2 separate regions of the Homo sapiens genome follow, and region 1 is linked to region 2. A link is a loop called in an ENCODE intact Hi-C map of the cell type or tissue named here. Cell type or tissue: psoas muscle. All regions are shown on one strand.

Evidence for each region. Hi-C counts contacts between places; a loop is a spot of excess contacts. Peaks named below come from ENCODE experiments on the same cell type or tissue, not always from the same donor. Only the 100,000 strongest peaks of a DNase experiment are listed, where the experiment ranks them.
Region 1: a loop joins it to region 2, with 8 times the contacts of the local background. A loop is called at or near these places in 8 of 110 quality-filtered maps.

Annotation. Positions count from the first base shown.
Region 1 is chr6:20,125,024-20,129,023 of GRCh38, forward strand. MBOAT1 (membrane bound glycerophospholipid O-acyltransferase 1) reads right to left here. Exons shown (of 13, transcript NM_001080480.3): 6 at 3,676-3,730; 7 at 1,494-1,677. Among named protein-coding and RNA genes, the nearest start is that of MBOAT1, 85 kb to the right of the region's middle. RefSeq lists a silencer at 1,861-1,988. In psoas muscle, a CTCF peak has its summit at 1,895 (motif pointing left); a DNase peak (open chromatin) is centred at 1,908; H3K4me3 peaks cover 1,152 bases; H3K27ac peaks cover 979 bases.
Region 2 is chr6:18,594,788-18,598,787 of GRCh38, forward strand. All of the region lies in intron 4 of MIR548A1HG (MIR548A1 host gene), which reads left to right. Among named protein-coding and RNA genes, the nearest start is that of MIR548A1, 25 kb to the left of the region's middle. In psoas muscle, a CTCF peak has its summit at 1,637 (motif pointing right); no DNase peak of the experiment used is centred here.

The DNA of each region.
Region 1 (4,000 bases), 1.5 Mb after region 2:
GAGGCTCAGGTACGAAGGATTCTGAGCAAGTGATTGAATACCTGGGCCAGCCAGGACATGGGCAGGTAATGGGGAGCTCTAGAAAGCCTTCCAGGGTGGTTTAGATATAGTCTACTCTGGGGTTAATTATGTGCTGACTTTTTAAATTCCTCTGGACAGAGTGATTTTGCCTAGCTCCCCTGACATTTCAAGGAATGTCCTTCAACATTCAACAGAACTCTAGTCTCCGACTTCATAAAAAAAAGACTTTTATTGGTAGTATGGGCATAGCAATAGCACCTTCCTCAGAGGGCACCTTGGGGTTTAAGTGAATGAGTATTTGCAAGGTCCTGTGAACAGTGCCTGGATCCCAGTTAAGTGCTTAGCACGCTCAGCCACAATTACAGCTATACCACTGATAGGCACCAGCTCATGGATCCCAGCCCTTTCCCAGCTGTATGTCTTGAACTAAAACGCAACCTCACCACTTCACCTTATCTGTGCACAAAAATGCAAGTGTTTCCTTGGAGAGTGGCAGAAAGACTCTCTGATGACATTACCTTATAAATAAAAGCACGAGAAGCGTGAAAACACTAAGGTGACAGATACTGCCTAGAAATGCTGTCACTTTGGTGTCTCTCACAACCATGGTGACTTCACTCCTAGATCGTTTTGGTAAAGCAGATGAACTTGAGATACTTGACCAACCATAAAGTGCTGAGAACTGAACTATGTCAAAAATATCTAAAAACTCATACCTAATTAATAAATCCCTTAAGTTTTCAAATACTTAACTCATAGTCTTTGCCAAGGCGTTAGCAGTTTCAAAATGTTTAACTTGAATTATCCTCATTTCCTTCCTTTTCCAATTTTCACCACTCCTTTCGTTAATTACAAATGTCCCTTAAATATAGGATATTTGACCTGAATAAATTGAGCATATTTGTAAAGTTCAATGAGTTATTCTAATATTGACTAATTAGAGATTGATAAAATTCAGTTAAGTTTTAAAATATTATTTCAAAAAGTCATCTTAAATTCTCTCAAGGTCAACATAAGCAAGCTTTAGGCATGCCAAGGTAAAACTGGTTTCCCTTGCAATAAGTGAGCTCTACAAGAAAAACACAGTAATTCCAGTTCCGTGGTCCCCCTCCCCCTCACCTTCTATGCCATATCATCTTTTGGCTGTACTTGAATTTCAACTCATAAAGGCAAAACACCCATAGTATTCAAACGTGTTAACTCCACAGTGCTGGACACCTTGTATGCACTAAATATTGACTGATGAACTGACTGCTTTCATTTTCCTAGCCAATGAGCTTCTCAGTAAAATAAACACCCATTGCTGCAAAATAGAACTGCTGCAAATAAGTAACTATACTGGTATTTTAAATAAATGAGAAAAGTTATTGGCCAAGCTTTCTGGTAAACTGTTTGGCTTCTTAATTAGAACCATTATTAGAGAGAGTCAACCCTGGCAGCAAAACCCTATTCTCTAGACACTAAAAACTTACTGTGGGAGAAGGTTCTGGCAAGCTGTGGAAACCTTTTCGCTTCCAGTTCACCTCCAGCAACTTCATGTGTATATGCTTCCCCTCAATGAAGGCTATGTAGTCCTTGAAATTGTTACAAGGACCAGCTATGACACTCATGAAATTGAGAAGGTAACTTAAGTATTCCAAAAAAGAGGGTTTCACTCTGTGAAAATAAAGTAAATAAATTGAAAAGTCTTCAGTCTTTGCTTTTTCTTCAGAATCTGTAAATAAGCAAACACAAATGTTATCTCTGTAGATTCGATACATGACATGACCTTTCCTTGTTTTGTTTCTACAAAGTCAGCCGAGGAGAAATCTTGTGGAAAGGAAAGGTTAAAGAAGCAGGGGGCTCACAGCAGGCACAGAGCTCCATGCTGCCCTCTGCTGGCCAGACACAGCCGTAGGCACTCAGAGCTGGGCGAGGGCAAGTGCAACTCAGGCTGGGAAATGTCCTTATCTCATCAACCTTTCCTGTCTACAGGACAAAACGAAGGTAATAAACATAAAGCAGGGCGGAACCTGACCTAATGTTAGCGGATCGAGATGCTTCCAAATGGGAAAACTCCCTCCCGATTGCCAACATAAATACAAAACAAATGATGGGTGGAACCAGTTTCCACTGAAAGAGGCCACGCAGAAGAACCGCAGTAGCAGCCTGTTGTCTGCTTTGGCAACCAGGCCTGAGTTCCTGAGTAACAGACCAAGGTAGTGGAGGGAAAAAAGTCTGTAGAGAACTGTTCTGTGTGGTGCTTTAATGGCATTTTGGAAGGCCTGTTCTAGCAAGATAGAATAAAGACTCCCTGAAATGTCATTGCTAACCAGTCGCCGGAATTATCCCCTATAGCAGGGATTCCCAACCCCTGGGGCTCAGACTGGTATTGGTCTGTGGCCTGTTAGGAACTGGGCCAACAGCAGCAGGTGAGCGGCATGTGAGCAAACAAAGCTTCATCTGTATTTACAGCCTCTCCCCATCACTTACATTACCGCCTGAGCGCCACCTAATGTCAGATCAGCAGCGGCATTAGATTCTCATAGGAGTGCAAACCCTATGGTGAACCGTGCATGCCAGGGATGTAGGCTGCACACTCCTTATAAGAATCTAATGACTGATGATCTGTCACTGTTCCCCAACACCCCCAGATGGGACCACCTAGTTGCAGGAAAACAAGCTCAGGGCTCCCGCAGATTCTACATTATGGTGAGTTGTATAATTATTTCATTATATATTACGATGTAATAACAATACAAAGTGCACAATAAATGTAAGGCCCTCCTGAAACCATCCCCCCACCACCACCCGCAACCCTGGGTCTGTGGAAAAACTGTCTTCCACTAAACTGGTCCCAAACAGGTTGGAGACTGCTGCCCTACAGCATTTACACCTCCATTGTGCTTAGGAAAGGGCTGATTCATTAGAATCTTTCAATAGTGCTCCACTGCTTCCAAGTCCCAATTCCTTAATGCAGGAATGAAGAAGTCAATCTCCTCTACCACCTGGAACCTTCCTCAGTTATGCCAGTTGTCCCTGCTTCTGTCTAGCAGGAACCCCCCGCCCCTCCACCATGGCTGCACCCGATGTGCTACCCCACATGCCATCTTTACTCTCAGATCAAAGTTATTCCCCTCCCACTTCTTCTCCAACACTCCCCCTTCCTACTTCACATCAACACTGGCAAAGCCACCTGTAGCCCTCCTCCTGTATTTAACTCAGCTATACTCACCTCTCCTGCCCTACTTCCTATCTTTTTTCAGAGTGGCATTTAATCACACTGACATTGATCATTCACTATTCTTTAGGACCCCCAAGACACATGGCCAGTAAGAATACTTCCAGAGTAAACATAACAACCCCAGGGAAGGACAGCCTCGCAGAGGTACAGTTCTATTTACTCTTTGACCTAACGATTCTACTTCTGAGACTCTATCCTACAGTTCTACCCTAACACATTTCAAAATGACCTAGTACAAGGTTATTCATCACTTAATCACTTGTAAAAACCAAAGACTGGTAACAATGCACATGTCCATCAATAGCAGATTCATAAAATAAATGATATTATATCCATAGAACAGAATTAATGTGTAGATATTTTTAAATGAGGAAAATCTCTAGATACTGATATGCAAAGGGCTTGTTAATATATCGTTACACTTCACTTACTTGATAGCAAGTCGATGTTGTTCAGCAGAAAGGTCTTCAGCTCTTCGACCTAATCCTATGAAAAAGAAAAGAATTTAGAAATAAGATGTTTGAAGTGAATTAGATGACAAATTATAAAAGGGTCTTATCAAAGTCATTTGAACCAGGTAATCTTTGTTTGCTTCATAAATCATAAAGAGTTCCTGTTTTTCATTTTTTTTTAATGCCCTGGACCAAAAGAGCTACCCATAAGTACACGTGTGAGAAGCAAAGTCTCTGTAGGTTCACATGGAGAGGGGAAGGACTCAAAGGTTTCTCCTACTTAAACTGTACAGTATGACATGGA
Region 2 (4,000 bases):
TAAAACACAGACTCTGCCCTCAAGGAACTCAAGGCAGCAACTATGACAGATACATTTTTAAAAAAGAAACATAGTCCTGTGTCATATGTATACAATATAGCTATTAATAAAGAATATAAAAAATGAAGCATTTAAGAGTCTCACAAGAATATTGTCATAATTAGTGAGATACTGTGGAGACACCTTCATGAAACTGAAGGTCCATTTCTGTTTAATGGGGATATCAATGGTCATTGCATAGTAGGCCTCTTTTATGAAATAAATAAGTTAACAGGGCTAAGGCCTTTAAATACTGGCTGGTACATGTTAAGCTGTCAATATGTGCTAGCTACTTTCAATGGTCATTTCTTGTTGCTATGAGCTATTTCAAAGCTCTTCATAAATAGATGATAATGCCACCATTTCCCAAGTAGGGAGAAAGACTTGGTAATAATAGTTATTCAAACTATATAGAATACGTTGCAATAAAGGATTATGCCACCTAGAACTGTGGAGTTATCACTATTGAGAAAAAGAATTCCGGGTCTTTTTTTTTTCCCCCATTACAACTCAACTAAAAAAAGAGACCCTTAGTGTAAAACATGTAGCCTGCACACAAAAACATGTCTGATTGACTTTCAAAGACTCACATAAATTAAACATCTCTTGGATAACATCAAACCTAACCAGTTAGTTCCCAGGTCTCTATATAAATTGCCACATAACTTTGTGCCAAAATGAATGATGGTGGCTGTGTCTCCTGGATGACCAAAATCAGACTTAAGGAGTGAAAAAATAAACTGAGCACATTCTTTATTGCCACATCAACAAAATGAAACAAAATGATTACTTATTTTTGGGGGGTTATGTTGATGACAGATATTGTAGGCATATCCACTCACTCTCAATTTATTTTTAAACACCCAGCACAGTCGGGGTTACACAGTGAGGAAAAGTCCAGCTGAGTGACCTCGGAACAGTTGCTACCAATGCCAGACATCAATTTCACCCTCTTAGATCAGAATATACCTCTCTTGTTCCTTCCTGAACTAAAAAGCTACCACCTAAAGAACGTAATTATATTGTGGATACAATGATTTGGCATTCATTTCAAAGTTTCTTTTAAAGGAATAGTTTAAAGTGTGTGTGTTACAAAGTGCAGAGCATTGCTCAATGTTGATTTGTCAAACGATGACAATTTAGCCCTTGAAACAAACGTTTCCCAAAATAACAGCATTTGGGAAACTTTGAGCTCTATTTCAGTCCTTTCAGAGAAACTGAGAGGTCTTTCACATTCTGAAGGCAGAACACTGAGTAATAGAAGAAACGAGAAGTCCTCTGTCTCCATCCCTCTGCCTGGGGACCCACTGGACTATTATTAGCATGGGATACAAAATAGATTTGGTAAATATTGGAAAAGTCTTGCCAAGCAGCGTCTCAAAGACATATGGTCTTTTGTAAGTGCCATGATCATTATAAACAAGCAAGATGTTCTAATTAAGGAAAAGTCTTTGTAAGGCAACTTGTTTTACAACTTAGCATTGAGGTTCCAAATTAGATAGGCAAAACTTTGGGGGTTGGGTAACCCCTATTCCTTCTTCCAGGCGGACTCTTTAAGACTGAACCAGAAAGCTGCCATCTCTACTTTGACCACTAGAGGGAGGGCAACTACGTGAAATTGCTCAGCGAGGAGGCGGTTTCTCCAATCCACGCAGTCACCCTTCCCTTCTCTCCTCTGTCTTCCCAACAAATCAACCAGCGGTAGAAAAAGATCTTTAGCTTTTTGAGAGAAGGAGAATGTAGGGAATGTGTTTCATCAATGCATATCAGCCCTCTCTTTCAACTTTAGTTGGGGTTATAGTGTGGGTATTACTTTTTCATTTTTACAAACCTCTCTAAACAAAGTACAGATTTGGTGGAATGAGGGAATAAATGGCCAGTCTTCTGAGTCCTGTCTTGTGGAGTGTGCCTGGATTTTCTACTATAAAATGATCTCTTTTGGGTTGTCATTAATCTTTATAATGATTTCATGGGATAAAGGTTGGACTAGAAGAACTTTGATAACTCTTGCAAGCCCAAAATTCTGATTCTGTATCCTTCAACTGGGGTATGAACTTGTCAAGGGTAAGTAAGTAAGTAAGGGTAAGTAAGTATAAGTAGGTGTTACTTATAACACCTACTGCTAAGGCCAATCCCTTATCAGATGCTCACTAAGGAGTCAATGATTGATGAGACTGGTCGGTTTATATGATTACTTGCCATCTAGAAGCACTCATAAAGAATGGGACATAGTTTTTATGCTCAAGATGTATATTGTCTCAAATTTTTTTTTAACTTGTTGAAGCTTAGGACAGTAGTGGTTAAACAAAATGCTTATAAATAGTACTCCTTTTCTTCTCTCTGTAACCTCCTCCCCTGGTATGTACAAATACATACCCATCACAGGCAATATACCCCACACACCAAATACACACACATGAGCACACACACATTCAGGTTCTAAGGCAAAAATCTTTCCCAAAAGACAGTATGCTAGAAAACAAGCAATTGTGGGGACGATAGTCTTCCTTATCCTCCTAAAGCAATAAGGAGTACAATAAATAAGAAAACAGAACTATTTATGATTCACTACAGAAAGAGGTGTTTGTAAGTCTTTTATAGCACCATATAATTATAATCATAAAAGGCAGAGACTTAGAAATAATTCAGAGATGATAGTGATGTTAGAAATCAGCCCTCCTCTTTGGGTTCTTGTTTCTTTGAGACAGGGTCTTGCTCTCTCACTCAGGCTGAAGTGCAGTGGTGCGACCCTAGTTCACTGCAGCCTCGACTTCCCAGGCTCAAGCAATGCTTCCACCTCAGCCTCCCAAGTAGGTGGGACCACAGGTGTGCACCACCATGCCCTGCTAATTTTTGTGTGTTTAGTAGAGACAGGGTCACACCATGCTGTCCAATATGGTATTGAACTCCTGGGCTCAAGTGATCCTCCTGCTTGGGCCTCCCAAAGTGCGGGGATTATAAGTATGAACCACCACACTGGCCTTTTTTTTTTTTTTTTTTTTTTTTCTTCGAAGCAGTAAACCGATGCTGAGGAGCTACACAGGTAGTTATTGGTGTGTGGGGACCACAATGTAGGTCTTTTTGCTCCAAGTCCATTCTGTTATATTTTGCAGTAGAAATATCTGTGCAAGGCCGGGGGTAGTGGCTCATGCCTGTAATCCCAGCATTTTGGGAGGCCGAGGAGGGCGGATCACGAAGTCAAGAGATCGAGACCATCCTGCCCAACATGGTGAAACCCTGTCTCTATTAAAAATACAAAAATTAGCTGAGTGTGGTGGCGCAAGCCTGTAGTCCCAGCTACTCGGGAGGCTGAGGCAGGAGAATTGCTTGAACCCTGGAGGTAGAGGTTGCAGTGAGCCGAGATGGCGCCAATGCACTCCAGCCTGGTGACGGAGCGAGACTCCATCTCAAAAAAAAAAAAAGATCTGTGCAAGCTGTCCCTAGCATTGAGAAGCTGATCTTTCTATTAGGTTCTGAAAGCCAAACTATATAAGTAACAAGAATCTGGAAAGGAAGTTCAGTTGGAAAATATTGCCAAATAAAAAATGAACTAGGACATAAAAAGTAAGCCTTCCCTAAAGAGAAGAATTCTAATAGGAACAAAAAAATGCCTAAAAATAAACTATGAAATGGCTTTATTGTTACTAATTTAGAGCCATTAGTAACAAACATGTAGACACTAAGTAAATGCATGGTTTATATCTTGCTTTTGATTGAACCACAGGAAGAACTATGAATGAGGACATAGAACAGGCTTGAGGCTGCTGTCTTTAATTTGATACTGCCCCTTTAACATAAAGAATGTAAAAATTATCAAAACCTACCACAGTAATCTGAATACTAATAATAGAGTTGCTGTCTGTGTTTGGTGAGACTACAAATTCAATTAATTCCAATGCTGGTTCCAATAAGCTCTTTATGAGTCTAAAGGGATTATTAACACTGTGAAGTCTGAAAGATT